Linked DNA regions of Homo sapiens: region 1 is linked to region 2. Evidence: read pairs that join two places in POLR2A ChIA-PET (ENCODE). Cell type or tissue: HepG2. All regions are shown on one strand. Links, peaks and the distances in the headings refer to the core of each region. The heading gives the core; the rest is flanking DNA.

The links. ChIA-PET counts read pairs that join two places held together with the same protein. Peaks named below come from ENCODE experiments on the same cell type or tissue, not always from the same donor. Only the 100,000 strongest peaks of a DNase experiment are listed, where the experiment ranks them.
Region 1: POLR2A ChIA-PET joins it to region 2 with 6 read pairs; 6 of 35 experiments call an interaction of 5 or more read pairs at or near these places.

The regions. Positions count from the first base shown.
Region 1 is chr2:231,738,064-231,747,751 of GRCh38, reverse strand. PDE6D (phosphodiesterase 6D) reads left to right here. Exons shown (of 5, transcript NM_002601.4): 2 at 8,564-8,652; 3 at 9,614-9,688. Among named protein-coding and RNA genes, the nearest start is that of MIR1244-1, 30 kb to the right of the region's middle. In HepG2, for the core only: no CTCF peak of the experiment used is centred there; no DNase peak of the experiment used is centred there; H3K27me3 peaks cover 773 bases.
Region 2 is chr2:231,661,988-231,671,675 of GRCh38, reverse strand. No RefSeq gene overlaps it. Among named protein-coding and RNA genes, the nearest start is that of PTMA, 42 kb to the left of the region's middle. RefSeq lists silencers at 407-456, 517-656, 4,540-4,599, 9,472-9,671 and enhancers at 2,546-3,082, 4,484-4,778, 4,830-5,049, 4,695-5,230, 5,380-5,439 and 3 more. In HepG2, for the core only: no CTCF peak of the experiment used is centred there; DNase peaks (open chromatin) are centred at 4,625 and 5,115; H3K4me3 peaks cover 1,065 bases; H3K27me3 peaks cover 4,261 bases.

The DNA of each region.
Region 1 (9,688 bases), core at 1,135-9,134, 76 kb before region 2:
GTATTGGAGAAAGAGTTAAGAGGCTTTTGTGCCTAGGGCATAGTGATTGAGGGGCCTTGTAGACCATGGAAAGAACTCGATTTTTTTAAGTGCAGAGGAAAGCCAGGGATTGACATCTAACTTACAGTTTTAAAAGACCCTTTCCTTCTATGAAGAGAATGGAGAAGGAGGCAAGAATAGAAGCGGGGAAAACCAGTCAGAATGCTAGATGGGAGACAATAAAGAATTAATTGTCATTGATAATAATAATAGCTAACACATGGCTTACTAATGCCAAGGACTGTTGTAGCACATTTTATGAACCAGCTCATTTAAATGTGCTCTTCAGTTAGCACACTCTTTCATTCTTTAAAGTATCATAGGTCGGGTGTGGTGGCTCACGCCTGTAATCCCAGCACTCTGGGAGGACGAGGCAGGCGGATCACCTGAGGTCAGGAGTTCAAGACCAGCCTGGCCAACATGGTGAAACCCCGTCTCTACTAAAAATACAAAAATTAGCCAGGTGTGGTGGCGCATGCCTGTAATCCCAGCTACTCAGGAGGCTAAGACAGGAGAATCGCTTGAACCCGGGAGGCGGAGGTTGCAGTGAGCCGAGATCGCACCACTGCACTCCAGCCTGGGCAACAAAGAGCGAAACTCCATCTCAAAAGAAAAAAAGTATCATCGTTTGGATGATAAATTACACGAAACTATGAACCAGCCAATTAACATTTTCAGAGGAGCTTAACACTTGGAATACTTAGTCTTCCTCCTGTTCTCATCAATTTCAAACTGTCTTGTGAAACTCACTAACCCAGACAGCTATACAGTATTAAAGTAGGAAGAAAACTGTATGGGATCTATCTCCAAATTTTCGGAGACTCTTCCTTTTTGTTGCCTTCTGTCCTGGCTCTGTCTCTTGGTTCTGAGTTGTATGTGGGCCTTTCTGTGTTTTTTCTCAGTCTTTTTTTCCCCTTCACTCCGTCCCTGTGTCTCTCCTGTGTGTGTCCCCCGTGTTTCTTTTCTCTTTCTGCTTTTTGTCTTCCCCATTCCTTCTCACTCTCTGTTCTCTTACCCTGATTTCTCTTTCTTCCTCCTTCAACTGGCCGGTGAGGTACGGGCATGTAGTGTGGATCTGTTTATTATATAAAAAATGATGTTGACTATTTCCATTTAAAACGAATCAAGTCTCTCAGAACCAGTGTACTCATTCCAAAATACTCATAGATGATTGTTACAAACTACTTTAACAGGAGTGTCCAATCTTTTGGCTTCCCTGGGCCACATTGGAAGAAGAATTATCTTGGAGCACATGTAAAATACACCAACGGGCCAGGCACTGTGGCTCATGCCTGTAATCCCAGCACTTTGGGAGACCGAGGCAGGTGGATTGCTTGAGGTCAGGGGTTTGAGACCAGCCTGGGCAACATAGTGAAACCCCGTCTGTACTAAAAATACAAAAAATTAGCCGGACATGGGGGCGGGCACATGTAATCCCAGCTACTCAGGATGCTGAGGCAGGAGAATCACTTGAACCTGGGACGTGGAGGTTGCAGTGAGCCGAGATTGCACCACTGCACTCCAGCCTGGACAACAGATTGGGACTCCGTCTCAAAAATAAAATAAAGTAAAATAAAAATTAAAAAATAAAATACACTGACGATAGCTGATGAACTAAAAAATAAATAAAAAAGTTTTAAGAAAGTTTACAAATTTGTGTTGGGCCACATGCAGCCCAGAGGCCATGGGTTGGACAAGCTTGGTTCAAATCATTTTATTATCCTGTTTTCTACTTTCACATCTCTCAAGGAAATTTACCTAGTACCCCGTTCATCTAACTGATCTCTTCTGATCCCCAATCCTTCCCTTCCCATTCTACCACCCACCTCCTTCACTGCCTTCTATACCTCAAGTCTGCCCCCAGCTCCAGCACCAGACTGCACCTAAATCACACCAGGTCACAACTATTCTGTAAGACACAAGAGGATTTGCGTAACCTGTGTTGAGCCAAGTGTCACCCATTCTTCCATAATATTTATGGAATATTTACTTCCTTTTTTACCTTTCCTAACGCTTAATACTTTGCAAACTATTGGTTTTGTTCTGAAGCTTACTTTTAAGATATTCTTATTTTACATACGAAAGTGCTTCCTTATGTTTGCCTGGTTCCAAATTAGAGGGTACCAGAGCCCGATCTCCTCTAAGCAGGAGGCTTCCCATAGGAAAGGAATGTTCCTTTGTGCTCATCCTTCGTATAAATCACCAGGGAGCTTTTAAATGAACAAAGACCTGGCTGACCCAGAGGGTAGAACTTATAAATAGTACTCCAGCCCCTCCTTTAAAGCCTGTCCACCTAATCCTCCTCTCAAGATTGGAAGTGACTTGACCTTTGAGTCTTAAAACTCAGGCTCTTTTTCTCTAAAAAATCTGGTTAGCAGTAAGCTGTTAAAACAAATATGTTTTTAGCCAGATGATGACCAATCATCAAAGCTTGTCTTTCATTTCTAGCATTTTTAGCCAAATGTTTCCTCGGTTTTTTTTGTGTGTTTTTGTTTTTGTTTTGGCTCCTCAGAAGTCAACTTGAAGTTTCCTCTTTTGAGGACCAGCTTTTCTCATTGTTATTATTTTAAGACATCTACCTTAATAACTTTTATTTCTCCTTACTAATAGACTATTATGGATTTCCATTTTATAAAGATGTTCCCAAATTGCTGCATTTCTACCATGAACTAAGGGCTTCCTTTTCACCCCTAAAATTACAGAACTTAGAGGGGCCTTCAATGGCCTCAATCCCAACGTCGTTGGATGGAGCTCTCTTTGTATTTCTCTAATGCTGTATTGAGGATAAAATCTTACAAAACTTGTTAAGGATTAAAATGTGCAAGGATTATAAAATGATGCACATGATATAGATACTGGTAGATAATTTTCCAGATTAGGGCACATGCAGGAATAACTATGTATATTGAACTGGCTAAACATATAAATATATTTTATAGAATATATTTTTATGTGATTCCCAAAAAGATAAGCAATTAGGGCCGGGCACGGTGGCTCAACGCCTGTAATCCCAGCATTTTGGGAGGCCGAGGCAGGCAGATCACCTCAGGTTGGGAGTTCGAGACCAGCCTGACCAACATGGAGAAACCCCATCGCTACTAAAAATACAAAATTAGCCGGGCATGGTGGCGCATGCCTGTAATCCCAAATACTCAGGAGGCTGAGGCAGGAGAATCACTTGAACCCGGGAGGCGGAGGTTGTGGTGAGCCGAGATCGTGCCATTCACTCCAGTCGGGGCAACAAGAGCGAAACTCTGTCTCCAAAAAAAAAAAAAAAAGAAAAGCAATTAAGTCCTTAACCTGGTTATTTACAGAGAAAAGACATTCATGTTGTGGAAATCAACCATGTATTTTTAGCTACTTCTCTCCCTTGAAATAAGGGGAGCTTAAATTTACTATTCACTAAATGCCAGATAGAAGACTAATTTAAAACATCTTTCTTTTTTATCATTTAATACATAGATTGAAGAGTAAGTCCTGGCCCCAGGCTTTGCTTTTCTGACCTCTGCCAGTCACAGTAGTGCTTTTTCTGGAAGTTCAGTCTGCTCCAACTGCAGCTTTGTGCAGGGACCCTCCGGGACTTTTCTAGTTTTGCTAGAATGCCTCATCTGCCTGTGAGCCTGGAACTGTAGAAGTCATTTTAGTTTTGTTTAGTCTTATTGTTTAATTTAAGAAAGTCTGATGTCCATGTTGCCGTAGTGGGTACATAGGACACTATCGGCTGTGAAAGAATGAAAAGCTTGTTCAGAGAAGGTCGAATGAGGACTATGTCTTCAGAAAACCTTGGGCTTAGCTGCCTGGGACAGTTTAGATCTGAGCTCAGAGGGGATTGATAGAGCAGTAGTATCTGTTGTTTTCCTTCTGCCGTTGGGAAGCTTTCTCTTAACATATAGAGACCCTGGGATGTGTGAGCATATTTATAGTAATTATAATTGTGAGACATGACCTAAGGAAGTATGTGAACTTGCTTTTGAATTTAGTTGTTTAAAAAAAAAAAGTGGAGTTTGAAAATATGAACCAGAGGAAGGCAGATCACACGGGTGGAGAGGAACGGCACTGTCTGGAGATGTATTGAGCATAGAAGGAGAGTTTGTTAGGAATTGCACACCCTGAGGGGAGAATGACACAGCCAATGTGATCTGAAAGCGACAGTACATTCATGCAGGGATGCCCACAAGCAGGTTGAGTGCACAGAAAGATAGACTCCTCATCACATTGCAGGCACTCTGCTGAATAACCCTTTGTTATATTTTGAGACTTTTCTTTTTTTTTTTTTTTTTTTTTGAGACGGAATCTTGCTCTGTCGCCAGGCTGGAGTGCAGTACATGATCTTGGCTCACTGCTCACTGCAACCTCCGCCTCCTCTGTTCAAGCGATTCTCCTGCCTCAGCCTCCTGATTAGCTGGGACTACAGGCGCACACCACCACGCCCAGCTAATTCTTGTATTTTTAGTAGAAACGGGGTTTCACCATGTTGGCCAAGATGGTCTTGATCTCTTGACCTCGTGATCCGCCCGCCTCGGCCTCCAAAAGTGCTGCAATTACAGGCGTGAGCCACGACGCCCAGCCGAGACTTTTCTCGTATAGCAGCAAAACCTAGACAGAATCTCTCCAGAGGGTAAAATATAGTGTTATTACACACATGATGATTCCAGTCAGCTGTGTTGTTTAGGGTTCTTCACTGCAAGCTATTCAAACAATGGGAAAGGGTATCTGAGGCTTTTGGAGCTGCCTGGAAGTTGAAGGACAGGGTCTGTAGCAAAGACCACACAGTAGGAAAGGGCAGGTTGGCATGCCCCTGCTGCCCCCACCCTGAAGAACTTCCAACTCCCTCGAAAGTCCTGTAGCTTCAGGACCCCAGAACTGGGTAGCACGTGTCCAAGGCTAGGCCTTCTTGTGCTCACCCCTGATTATGCCAGGGCTGGGAGAAAAGGATCTGGCCTTTCTAGCTGCTGTAGTGCAAAGCAGTCACTGCCTTCCACAAGGTAGAGACTCTCTTCTTTGGGAAGAGAGTCTGATCACAAGATAGCAAAAAAAGAAAACCAAAAAAAAGACACATGTAAACTATATCTATATTATACATATATTTATCTGCAGCTCAGTCTCTTCGCAAATATTAACGATCTTTTGCAGACAGCCTCTGTGCTTGCATAATGTTAATTTTCTTTTCCTTTAATGGTTTGTCAATTGTTTTTTAAAACAAAACAAAAAAAACCTTAGCACTCTCTTCTTAAAGTTAGTCTTTATTTTTATTAAGTTGTATGTGTTCATCATTTAAAGAATCATAGTCAGCCGGGCAAGGTGGCTCACACCTGTAATCGCAGCACTTTGGGAGGCCAAGGCAAGCGGATCACCTGAGGTCGGGAGTTTGAGACCAGCCTGAACAACATGGAGAAACCCCATCTCCAGTTAAAAATACAAAAATTAGCCGGGCATGGTGGTGCATGCCTGTAATCCCAGCTACTCAGGAGGCTGAGGCAGGAGAATTGCTTGAACCCAGGAGGTGGAGATTGCAGTGAGCCAAGATCATGCCATTGCACTCCAGCCTGGGCAACAAGAGCGAAACCATCTCAAAAAAAAAACAAAAAACACAGTCTATCTAGTTTCTAATGAAGAGCACCACTCCCTGTCCCCCTATTTTCTACTCCCCAGAGAAAACTATTTTCAATCCTTTTTAGCTTATTTATTTGGTATTCATCTTGGTATTTCTAAAAAGCAAAATGTGGCTATGTCGTAATGTTTCCATTTTAGCATTATTTATCCACTTTCCACTACGGAAAATGACAGTTTTGTTGTTTCTCAACATTTCGTGCCTGACTATCCAGATATACATACTCTTGTTCCCCCATCCTCCCAGGTAAATTATATTGGGTGTTAGCATGTGCTTTCATTGTTATGACCATATCAGCACTACTTGCAATGAAGCCATGAGTTATACTATGACTACTTTTTTCTTCCAGTACTACCTTTAATTTTTCTTGATGTCAGTACTTGGATTTTTGTCATTTGCTTAGATTTTCTGTGCTTCTCATGAATTTGACCCCAAAATCTCCCTCTAATTGTATAAATCTCCTTTCCATATAAACACACTAGGTATTCTATGAATTTTATCTTTTTAAAAGAAAATCTCTTCCTGAGCTTTGTGACCTGCTCTAGCCTGGACCCTGGACTAGTCACTCTCCAGACCTGTTAAAGAGCTATTGTCTTGGGATCTTCCTTCACTGTCACTCAGGGGACTCCCTTCAGCTGTTTCTTGCTTGCTATATCCCATGTCATCCCCTTTCTTGGTTTTCTCTGTCATTTTGATGAAGCCATATTTTCCTTAGTTTCTTAAGAAAGCAAATATTTTTTAGTTTGTTTCAGGAATTGTTTCCCTGAAAATTTTAAAGGCCCTGCTAAGTTGTCTCCTACCCTCCAGGGTTCCTTTTGAATTTGATTTATTCTGATTTTTTTTCCTATTCTGATTTGACCCTTTGTATAATGACTTGTTTAACCTCTGGAAGCTTTTCGCTTTTCTTTATCTTTGATATTCTGTAAATGCACTAATGATGTGACTTGGGCATTTGCTACACCCTTTTTTTTTTTTTTTTTTTTTTTTTGAGACAGGGTTTCGCTCTTGTTGAGGCTGGAGTGCAATGGCGCAATCTCCCGGGTTCAAGTGATTCTCCTGCCTCAGCCTCCTGAGTAGCTGGGATTACAGGCAGGCACCACCACGTCTGGCTAATTTTGTGTTTTCGGTAGAGATGGGGTTTCTCCATGTTGGTCAGGCTGGTCTCGAACTCCCGACTTCAGGTGATCCGCCCGCCTCAGCCTCCCAAAGTGCTGGGATTACAGGTGAGCCATCGCTCCTGGCCTAGACACTTTCCATCTACGAAATTTTCTTGAATTAATTTATTGATGCCATCCTCCCCTCTGTTCTCTCTGTTCTACCTTTCTAGAACTTCTATTAGTTAGACACTAGAACTCTTGGACTATTCTTGGACTATAAGTTTTTGTGCCTTTACTCTCCTTTTTTTTTTTTTTTTTTTTTTTGAGACAGGGTCTCCCTCTGTCGCCCAGGCTGGAGTGCAGTCGCATGATCTCGGCTCACTGCAGCATTGATTTTGTGGACTCAGGCAATCCTCTCACCTCAGCCTCCAGAGTAGCTGGGACCACAGGCATGCACCACCATGACTTGTTAATTTTGTATTTTTGTAGAGATGGGGTTTCACCATGTTTCCCAGGCTAATCTCAAACTCCTGAGCTCAAGGAATCCACCCACCTCAGCCTCCCAAAGTGCTGGAATTACAGGTGTGAGCCACCACACTCAGCCTGCTCTCCTGTTTTCTATCCTTGCCTTTTTCGTTCTGAAAGCTTTCTTCAATTTTGTCTTTGTGTTGAGTTGTTTGGTTCTGCTATCAAAATATATGTGTTTCTAGAGTTCTTTTTTGTTCTCTGAATATTCTTTTTTAAATTGGTATTATTGACTCATTTAATGTATGAAACAATACAGAAACTAGAAAATATAAATACTTATGTTAGAAGGCATTTTCTGACAGAGAACATCAGTTAACCAGCTTCATAAGTTGTAACCTCAAACCAGAGAAATTCACCTAAAATATACAGAATTTTATTATATTAATTTTTAGTGTCTGTAAAGGTTATGTCTTATCTCTCTTTTTTAATGCTCCTTTTTAAAACTTATGTCTTTATCTGTAAGCCTCTTTATTCTTCTAAGTTACTTTTTTCTTTTAGTTTGTTTTGGTCTGTCTTTCATAATAAATGCTTTCTTAAATTTCTGTTGATACTTGGCTATCTTCTCATATTTAAAAACAGGGCACTCAGAGGCTGAGGCAGACAGATCACTTGAGGTCAGGAGTTCGAGACCAGCCTGGCCAACATGGTGAAACCCCATCTCTATTAAAAATACAAAAATAAGCTGGGCTTGGTGACGTGCTCCTATAATTCCAGCTACTCAGGAGGCTGAGGCACAAGAATTGCTTGAACCAAGGAGATGAAGGTTGTAGTGAGCCGAGATTGTGCCACTGCATTCCAGCCTGTGTGACAGAGTGAGACTCTGTTTCAAAAAAAAAAAACAGAGGGGGCCACTACAAAGCAATTTGAGAGTTCTGTGCTTGTGGGTGAAGTTTATGGACTGTGGCATTCACTATAGAGTGATCTTCATGAGTTGTTTCCTTGGGGTACATCTGATATTTGTTTCTTTAGGTATTTTATCTTGGTTGGTCAGATCCTGTTGGTAAATTTTAAATTTTGCACTATTCGTTTTCTGTCCCTTTCTTGCAGTCTCTAGGTGTGTGCAGTCTTAGGATTCTCATAGATAAAAGTAACTTCTCTAGGTTTCTGCTTCTTCCTTTAGATGTCTTTTTGACTCTCCTCACATTCTTATGTGCTTCCATGGCAATGAGCAGTTTGACAAACTTTTTAAAAAGTAAACAAGAGTTGGTGGGAGTAAACATGAGACACCTAGAATACAAAGTGGGAGTCACTTTCAGTGCCTTATTTTTCCTTAGTCATATTTGATCAGAAATTGGATGAACCTTCGGGATGCTGAGACAGGGAAGATACTCTGGCAAGGAACAGAAGACCTGTCTGTCCCTGGTGTGGAGCATGAAGGTACTTTCCAACCCTTTATCTACACAGGGCTGTGACCAATGCCAGACTAGCACCTGAGCATAAGAGAGCTAAGTTAACACATACCTAATAGGCGGGTGAGCCCCTGAAGACACAGCATGTTAATCCATGTGTTGTTGACAGTTTCAGTTACTTTCTTTTTTTTTTTTTTTTTTTTTTTTTGAGACACAGTCTTGCTCTATCACCCAGGCTGGATGGAATGCAGTGGTGTGATCTTGGCTCACTGCAACCTCTGCTTCCCAGGTTCCAGCGATTTTCATGCCTCAGCCTCCCGAGTAGCTGGGACTACAGGCGTGCGCCACCACATCTGGCTAATTTTTGTATTTTGAGTAGAGATGGGGTTTCACCATGTTGGCCATCCTGGTCTCGAACTCCGGACATCAAGTGATCTGCCCGCCTCAGCCTCCCAAAGTGCTGGGATTACAGGTGTGAGCCACCACGCCCAGCCAGTTACTTTCTTAACAGTTCTTTCTCTCACTTCCCAAAACCCATTTTGTGCTGATATTTTACCATTAGAACATACCCAAAGATAGAAACTAAGATCTCAACTTTTTCTCCAAAAGAAAATTTGCATTTTTATCTCCCTGAAGTAAAGAAGAAGGAAGGGGTTAAAATCACCAGAACAGAGTAGAGAGAAGGTACCCATGCAGCCCCCTTCCTGATGAGAGTAGTTAGATGAGGCCCTTAGATGCACAAAACCTGGTGTTCCTTGAAGATCTAATATCTTTCAGATACGGGTGACCAATTAGAGACCTCTGCTTTCAGCCACACAAAGTGTAATGCACTTACCAAGGCATTATCCAAAATGTAAGAAAGTGTTCTCTAAATCAGCTGTAAGAAAGTGTTCTCTAAATCAGCTGTAAGAAGCTCCCAGAAATTTGAAGCATCATAGTCCTGTGGTTTTCATTTAGAAAGGCTTCAACATTTGTTTTTCTCTTACCAGCCCGTGTTCCCAAGAAAATCCTCAAGTGCAAGGCAGTGTCTCGAGAACTTAATTTTTCTTCGACAGAACAAATGG
Region 2 (9,688 bases), core at 1,200-9,199:
TCTTTCAGAGTACACAGCCTGCCTTGGACGGGACTGCAGGTGTGTTCCAGGGGGATCCCTGAGGCCTGGGGAGGTAGCCAGAGGGCTTAGCCTAGGAGGCAGTTCCTCAGACCAGCCACTGTTGCAAAGCCACACTTCCTGCAGGAAGGAGGGTGAGGTGGGCGCAGCCTCTGCTTGGAGTCAGCAGTGCAGGTCTGGGTGTGGGGCCAACTCTCCTTGGCACATCTGGGCAGGCGCTTTCTCAGGCCCGACCAGCCCTTGTGGCATGGGAGCCGAGCTGGTGTCCTCCTGGAGCTGGGCTCAACCGGCCACCTTCTGCTGGGACACAGCTGGTGTCTGCTGACCTGACAGGTCTTGGGAGCCTTTGGGCAGTAACGCCTCCCCCTCTGGGGCCTCTCTCCTGAGTCTTCCTTTCCTTTTCAGGGTGGGGCAAATTTTATTTTCCTTTGGCTTCCCTGCACCAACAGGGGTTTCCTCTCTGTCACAATGATCCCCAGTGGGACTCAGCAGGGAGCAATGGCCCTGACCCACCCCATCCCCTCCCATTCCCCCCCACCCAACCCTGCCTGAGCCTCTGTGGCCACCAGGTGGCCTGTTGAGGGACGGTGCCACAAAACCCCTTCAGGGGAGGAAAACCTCTCTGGTTTTCCAGAGGCCCCAGTTCCTTCCTGGGATAGTCTGGATCTCACTCCTTCTGCCTTTGGACTACAAGTTCAGATCCAGCCTGGTCTTAGCCAGAGCCTCCTCCCTGCCCTTCATCAAATCTGCAACCTGTGTGGCCGGGCGTGGTGGCTCACGCCTGTAATCCCAGCACTTTGGAAAGCCAAGGCAGGTGGATCACCTGAGGTCAGGAGTTCAAGACCAGCCTGGCCAACATGGTGAAACCCTGTCTCTACTAAAACTACAAACATTAGCCGGGCGTGGTGGCGGGCACCTGTAATTCCAGCTACTTGGGAGGCTCAGGCAGGAGAATCGCTTGAACCCGGGAGGCAGAGGTTGCAGTGAGCCAAGATTGCACCACTGCACTCCAGCCTGGGCAACAAGAGTGAAACTCCATCTCAAAAAAAAAAAAAAAGACCTGCAACCTGTGGGCTGGGGTGAGAGGGATGAGTTTGACCTGGCCCCTCACGGCAGAGGGGACCAGGACCCCCCAGCGTCCCAGGTGCCATATGAAGTCTGCCAGCCACCAGCCTGTGGCAGTTCCCCACCTCCTAGCCCTTGGGAGTCAGTCAGCAAACACTTATTAACCCAGAACTGTGTGTTCACAACTACCTCATGCCTATGTGGCTCTCTGGGCCGGCAAAGCTGAGCCACAGTGCCTGGAAGCCCTGGGGCCCAGGGGCTCCTCCACCCACAGTCAGACAACTGCTGATGACCTGGTTATGGGTCTCTCAGCTTGGGGACTGGGAGACCCCCAATGCCAGGTCTCGCTCACTGAGGAAACTAAGCAAGGGGCACACTCTGGCATCTTCTTGCCCCACAACGAGACTGTTGGCCCCTTGAACAGGTTCCACCTAGGAGGGCCTGGGGCTGCCCTCTTCCAAGGTGTGGTACCATTGCCATACAAAGCAAGGAGCCCCATGCTTTGCTAAAACTCTGGAAGTTAAAGTTGCATCTCTGCTGCACCAAGGACCAGCCTGGGGCTCAGAGAGATGCACCTATGGCGTGATGCTGAAATAAGCCCTCGCAGGGCAGGTTGTGCGGACAGCAGCATGGAGTGCACCCCGAGGGGTGGCATGCCCCACTCCACTTCTGTGCCATTCAGGACAGTCCTGGAAAACTGAGTTCACTGCAGAGGGCCCACTGCTCAAAAGAACTCTGCAACCTGCATGTGGTAGAGGCGTGGGAAGGATGAGGAATGTTCTGGAAACCCTGTCTGTCATATGTGAGATGGTGCTGTATAGCCTAGAGTAGATGACTGCAAGGCAGCACCATGGCTAACATTCAGTATTGCTTCATCCATCATTCCGGCAGCATATCCATTGAACATCGCTACATCCCAGCTTTGTATGAGGTGGTGGGATGCAGCGGGTAGCAAACCACCCTGTAACTCTGCTTTCACAGAACACACAGAACAAGGACCACGAGGACAGACGCTGAAGGAGGAAAATTTTAATTCCTTTAAGTATAAGACAGAACACACCCGCCGGGCGTGGTGGCTCGCACCCGTAATCCCAGCACTTTGGGAGGCCAAGGCAGAAGGATCACTTGAGCCTAGGAGTTCAAGACTGGCCTGGGCAACATGGCAAAACCCTGCCTCTGCTAAAAATACAGAAATAAGTGGGGCATGGTGGCACACACCTATAGTCCCAGCTACTTTGAGGGGGAGTGGATTGAGAAGGTAGGATCGCTCAAGCCCAGGAAGTCAAGGCTGCAGTGAGCCATGATCATGCCACTGCAATCCAGCCTAGGTGACAAAGAGAGACTATCTCAAAAACAAGAAGCAAAACAAAACCATACCAAGGCAGTGAGTTCCCCGCTGCTGGAAGCAATCAAGGAAGCAGTAGAAGAGATTTCTGCTTTGGGTAGTTGGGTTGAATGAGATGACCACTAAGATCCCTTTGAACACCAAGGTTTGGCCATTTTATCAGCATCTGGATTGTGAAGTGTCTGATGCTTCTGAGTGTCCATTTCCCCATCTACCTTCTACAGATTCCTGAGACCTCCCCCAGTATGGAAAGAGAATCTTAAAACTGAAGAGTCTGTACACTGATGTATTAACCAGATTCTCTACTTCAGCTCTGGGATCCTAGTGTACCACAGAAGACTGGGTCTCGAACTGGGGGGCTTGAATCCTACCCATTCCCACTGAATCAGGATGGGGCAAGTTGGGCTGGGGCCAATGGGAGCTCTGAGGCAGGAGGTGACTTTCCCAGTGTCAGGTGGTAAGGGTAGTCGCTGGGAGGAAGGCACTTTAGAGATGCATGTCCCTTGACCAAGGGAGGAAGGCAATTTAGAGATGGATGTCCCTTGACTGAGGGACCAAGGACAGACCCCGGGGAGCCGAGCATCAAGGGGCTGTCGGAGAAAAGATGGGAGTCGCAGGGCCAGCTGGCAGCCAGGCCCAGCAGGCTCATCCCCTCAGCCCGGTGGGGGTGGTACTGGCGGTGCTGGCATGCCAAGGCCTCCTAGACCAGGGTTAACTTTCGGAGTCAGCCTCAACCTATATACTCCCTGAAATCAGACCAATTCAAGATGCACTGGAATGAGCACATTTCTTACTGGAGCCCCATTTAAAAAATATCCTGGCCAGGCACGGTGGCTCATGCCTGTAATCCCAACACTTTGGGAGGCCAAGGCAGGCAGATCACCTGAGGTCAGGAGTTCGAGACCAGCCCAGCCAACATGGTGAAACCCCATTTCTACTAAAAATACAAAAATGCCGGGCGCAGTGGCTCATCATGCCTGTAATCTCAGCACTTTGGGAGGCCGAGGCAGGCGGATCACCTGAAGTCAGGTGGTCGAGACCAGCCTGACCAACATGGAGAAACCCCATCTCTACTAAAAATACAAAATTAGCTGGGTGTGGTGGCACGTGCCTGTAATCCCAGCTACTTGGGAGGCTGAGGCAGGAGAATTGCTTGAACCTGGGAAGCGGAGGTTGCAGTGAGCCGAGATTGCACCGTTGCACTCCAGCCTGGGCAACAAGAGGGAAACTCTGTCTCAAAAAAAAAAAACAAACAACAACAAAAACAAAAATTAGCCAGGTGTGTCTCAAAAAACAAAACAAAACAAAAAAAATTCTCCAGGTATGGTGGCAGGTGCTTATAATCCCAGCTACTTGGGAAGCTGAGGCAGGACAATCGCTTGAACCCAGGAGGCAGAGGTTGCAGTGAGCCGAGATTGCTCCATTGCACTTCAGCCTGAGCGACAGAGTGAGACTCTGTCTCAAGAAAAAAAAAAAAAGCCATAAAACAACAATAAAATACATATCCCATGGGGAACACGCCCTGTCAGCCATTCAAATCTGCTTTAAAGGCTGTCACCTTGGAGAAATGACACTGGCCTGAGAAGCTAGGGCAGTTCGGGGGTCTGAGTAGACATCCCAGGGGATCAGGCCTGGGGTGTGCTAACCAGACTCTGGACAGCTGGGGTGCCCCCTGAGGTCAATGTCCTACACCCCGAGAGCAAGTGCAGGGACCATGCAGCCTTGCGTTGCTGTGGGAGGCAGCTATGCTGGGTCTGCCCAGTTTCTTTTTCTTTTCTCTTTCTTTCTTTTTTTTTTGAGATAGGGTCTTATTTTGTTGCCCAGGCTGGAGTGTAGTGGCGTGATCTCGGCTCTCTCCAGCCTTGAACTTCTAGGCTCAGGTGATTCTCCTGCCTCAGCATCCAGAGTAGCTGGGACCACAGGCGTGCACCGTCACACCTGGCTAATTTTTTTCTGTAGAGACGGGGTCTCACTGTGCTGGCCAGGTTGGTCTCAAACTCCTGGGCTCAAGCAATCTGCCCCCCTCGGCCTCCCAAAGTGCTGAGATTACAGGTGGGAGCCCTGGCGTTGTTGGCTGTTTTGCTTTCAGCGCTCACGGAGGGCTAGCACCTGCGGCAGGCTTGGGAACAGAGGGAGCCGCATTTCCAGAGACACAGCTCCTCCACTTCCCACCCCGGGCCGTCCCTCCCATGAGTCACCCTGTTATCCCCCCACAGCCAAATATAGCTCCCAAAGCCTGCCGGAAACAAAGGGAGTAGCGCCGTGCCTGGTGCTGAGTGGGGGGCGGTGCGGGAGGCGCACCCTGAGGCTAGGGGCCTGCCAGCCCACCCTTCACCCCTTCCTGTCCCGGGGCTGGGGTCTCTGCTGTACCTCTAATCTCACAGTTTCTCTTGCAAACACGGGGAATTTGGGGAAACATCCCGTACAGAAGCAGTGACCACTTCCTCCTAGGGGATTGTGGGCCACTCCAGGGGACAAAGAGCCAGGTGGGGGTCCGTTCCTCCACAAGATGAGGCCAAGATCCTGTTGGGCAGGGGCTCTGCTTCTGCGATCACCCAGGGTGTGTCCGGCCCTGGCCCTCCCCAGCAGCCTCTAGGGTGTCGCCCGGGCACTCAGAGCCACCACATAAGGAAATGTTTGTGCCTCGGGGGCTGGGCAGTGGCTCACACACGTCCTCCCTCCCTCTCTCCCCGCCCAGCCTGCCTCCCAGATGGCCTGGGCTGGGGCAGTTGGACCCAGGAGGAACCGCCCTGAGGCCAGGGGTGGGGAATCGGCCCAGCCTACAATTCACCTCAGGCCTCAGCTGAGGACAAGGCAGGGAGAGGGCCGGATGCCGGGCGTATGGGCCACACTTGGTGGTCCTCCTGCTGCGCCGCCTCAGGGGACTCCCTGCCTGGCTTTGCCTGTGCTGGCCGGAAATCATCTCCCCTTACTCCCCAGCAATGCAAGCTGCATGTGCAGCAGGAGGGAGGGTAGGACACATCGGAAACCACCGGGCTCGGCGATTGGGCTTTGAGATCTTGGAGCTACCACACCCAAGAGACTAGGAGCTGAGGGTGGCCGGGAGGAATCTACTCCCTGAAGAGCGCCCACCCACCCAGCCCAGTGTTTCCCCTGGGAGCCCAGGGCAGCCTTACTTCTCGGGGTTGTAACTAGGCCTCCTGACTACCCCCAGCCACCACTTACATGGGAAACATTTTATAACCTGCTTTCTGGCGGGCAAGGCCAGGCTCCCGTGGGCTGCCTTCCTTCTGAAGTTTTCCATTCAATTATTTACACGAGCCCACAGACCTCTGCAGGAAGTCGGCAGGCACAGGGTAGCATTTATTCTTCTGCTGTCTCATTTGTGGAGGGACCTCCCTTCTCTTGAATGTGGCTCCTTTGGAGGTCAGAGACTGAGGACGGTGGCATCATCTAGATCCCCGTTGTTTATTCTTGAGGCCAGAGCATTGCCCACCAGGTGTTTCCCAGGCACGGACCCCTTGCCCAGCGTGGCATTCAGAGGGGGCAGCTCCGGCCGCCTGCTCAGGAGTGGGGTGGGATGGGGAGCTGCCTCTGGAGCCTTGTGCTGAAGGAGAGGACCGTTGACGGAGAAGGACATCACCCAAGTCCTGGGGCCTTTGGGGAAAGTAGGAAACCTGCCTGTCCTACAGGAGAAGAGACCACCTCACCAACTTTGAAGGATGCAGGCCTTGTTTAGAGCAGATCTCAGAATTGGTGCCCTGCGGGCTCCAGGCCTTGGCCCTGCTGGTGGATGAAAGTGGCACAACCTGCCCTGAGGCCTGAGTGTCACGGGAACAACAGCTAGACGGCTAGACACTGGCCCCCTCACCCCACCTCCCAGGGTGGCACGGCTGTCCAGATATGGTGCTGAGGGAGGTCAGTGGGATAGCCCCACCATGGCCTCCCCCGCAGACTGCCCTGCACTGAGGACTGTCCCCATCCCCTTCTGAGGAGGGTCCCAACTGGTGTCCCAGAGTGCAGTCAACTCCCCGTTACTCCCAGAAGCAGGGGCTGGGGGCAATTCCCAGGCCTGGGAAAGAGGAAGGCAGTGCCTGGCAGGGCCACTCTCTTGGTGGGGAGAAGGGCCTGCCGCCATCCAATCCCCAGCTTCTCTGTTTTAATTCAAGATGCACGGGGCTGGGTGGGGAGGGTGAAGGCAGGTCCAGGTTCAGTGGAAAGAAGCTGTTTGTCTGCTTCTGGACCCTCATGTCCTGGGACTTGGGCCTGTATGTTCCTTAGAGGCAGGAACTGCTCCACAGCTCTATCTCTAGTCCAGACAGAGGCTTAACAGACCATGTGCTCAGAAAGTATCTTTTGGGTGACAGAAAAAAAGCCTTCATTTCCGTTTCAGATAAAACAGATCTGGTCTAGGCTGGGCGCGGTGGAACACGCCTGTAATCCTAGCACTTTGGGAGGCTGAAGCGGGAATATCATCTGAGGTCAGGAGTTTGAGACCAGCCTGGCCAAGAAAACCCCGTCTCTACTAAAAAGACAAAAAACTAGGCAGGCGTGGTAGCATGTGCCTGTAATCCCGAAATTGCACCTCTGCACTCCAGCCTGGGCAATAAAGCAAGACTCTCTCTCAAAACAAAAAAGTGTCTTCTGGGTGACTGAAAAAAAACCTTCATTTCAGATTAAAAAAAAAAAAATCTGGCCTAGGACGGGTGCATTGGCTAGTGCCTGTAATCCCAGCACTTTGGGAGGCTGAGGCGGGTGGTTCACTTGAGGCCAGGAGTTCGAGACCAGCCTGGCCAACATAGTGAAACCCCATTTCTACTAAAAATACAAAAATTAGCCAGGTGTGGTGATACATGCCTATAATCCCAGTTGCTCAGGAGGCTGAGGCATGAGAATCGCTTGAACCCAGGTGGTGGAGGTTGCAGTAAGCTGAGATCATATTACCTGCACTCCAGCCTGGGCAAGAGAACAAGACTCTGTCTCCAAAAAAAGGAAAAAGAAAAAAGATCTGGCCTACAGCAAAAAGGCTGTCCTGCAAAGTGTGCGAAGTGGCCCCTGCTCCCTGAGACATGTTCCAATGAGCTGGGGACAGACACATTGGGGACCTCGTGGAGAGGGATTCTCAAGGCAAACGCAGACACCTCCAGGGAGAGGTTTTCCGTGAGCATGACTGGAGAGTACCCGTAACCATAAACAGAGGACGGGCCGGGCGCGGTGGCTCACATCTGTAATCCCAAGCACTCTGGAAGGCCGAGGCGGGTGGATCACCTGAGGTCAGGAGTGCCTGAACCCAGCAGACAGAGGTTGCAGTGAGCCTACACGGTGCCAACTGCACTCCAGCCTGGGCGACAGAGACTCCGTCTCAAAAAAGAAAAAAAAAAAATCAGAGGGGACTAGGCTGCTGAGGGAGAGACAAGGAGGGCCTCACCAGGGGACCTCGGCAGTCACTCCAGCTCTGATGCTTGCCATCCCGCGTGTCTGGGACAGGTCCTCTGTGCCGTGGCGTCTCCCTCCATTTCCACCACCAGAGGTACTGTTCTTATGCAGACAACCTGCCCAGGCCTTTCATGGCAGTGCAGGGCTGGAGCCTGCAGTCCGAGTCCCTCTCCCGGAAAGAGGCCTGTGCTCCATACAGAAGCCACGAGGAGCAGTAGCCCGCGAAGGTGTCAACAGTGGGCACACGGGCTCTACCCCCAGGCCCCAGCTGCTTCTCCCCACTGCTCCCTAGGGAGGCCAGTCCATGCGAGCTCTCACTTCAGACGCCTGCCCAAGTCTTCTGCCCCCCGAGCCTCACCAACAGGTCCCTTCCCCACACACTCCTCTCCATGACCTGCCTCCTCTGCTTCCACCCACCATCCTCTCAAATGAGACTGAATGCCTCCCCAAACAGTCCTGGGCCCATTACCCTATTCCCTCTACCCCATGCCCTGGTCTCGGCTCACGGCTTCCTCCAGGCCGCTTCCCCTGTCATTGACAAGCCAAGCGCCTCCTTCACAGTGGTCTCAGGTTGTCCTAACTGCCTATTTCTAGGCGTTTCTCCCACTGGCTTCATGCTCTGCGTCACTATCACCGTGTGCGCCCAAGTGCAAAGTTGGGTCCAGGGCAGGAGCCAAAAAATCAGTGAAGAAAGAACGAAGGAAAGATTAAAAATTGCTTGGGGTGGTCGGCAGATTATGCTTTGCATGTAAACTGGGCAAGTGCAAATGAATCCAAAACAGGCCGGAAACAAGATCGTGTTCGCGGGCCACAGACAGCGGAGGCGGGGCTAGCACTCGAGGGTCCACGTACATCCCCGGGCCGCGCAAACAGCGGCTTCTGTGAACCACTACATTCCTGAATGCACGTGTCCGTGCACACCCGGACCTGTGCAAACACAAATGCGGACATTCTCGGGTCCAAGTACATCCTCGAGGTCGTGCACATACGAAAACATGGAAACCCGCGGGTTCGTGCATGCCAGAGTTTTGGTGTGCGTGCTAGGGAGTGTAAGCAAGGGTATGCGCACACTTCCGAGGTTGTGCACATACAGAAAGGCGCACGCCCCAGGGTTCTGCACACAGAAGGACGTGCACACCCCCGAGGTCAGCCGGCAGACCCTTCTTGAGGAGGTAGAGGCGCCTAATTCCCCCCATATTTGGGCAACGCTGCAAGCTCTAGGCGCCATCTTCGCTCCGCGGGCAGCGGAAGGACCTGCAGACAGCGAAGCCCTGGCGCTTGGGCATTTGTTGTGCCGGCTTCCGGGCGTCCATCACGCGGAAGCCGCGCCCCAGACGCGGGAGACGCGGCGGAGCACGAAATGGCGGGCGAGGGGCGGAGCGAAGGCGGCCCGGGGCGGAGCGGCCGAGAGCCTCGCCCACTCTTGACTCCAGGCTTGGCGCACCGCCTGAACCCTTGCGCAGGCGCACAGCACGGCGCGCGTTCCCGCGTTCCTTCCGACGCGCGCTAGAACACAAAGGGCTGGAGGGAAAGCACGGAGCGCTGCAAACTTGCGGAGCGGCTCGTGGTGTGGAGCGGCCTGGAGCGGACTCTCAAGGGCCGGAGCCGGGCTCGCCGGCACTGCGCTCGGGCGCAGGGTGGGGCGCGACACGGCACTGGTTCCCTTGCCCTCTCTCTCCGGCCGTGGCCGCCTCGCGGGCCGGGGTGGGCGCCCAGGGCGCAGGCGCCGGTGCGCGGGTGGGACCAGGAGCCTCCATTTTCCCTCGCACGCGCTAATGGCGCAGCTGGGCCCTCTTCCTCTGGCGGGGGTGAAAATTCCCCTCCGGGGAAGCCCGAGGCGCTCGCTCCCCAAACTCTTTCGTC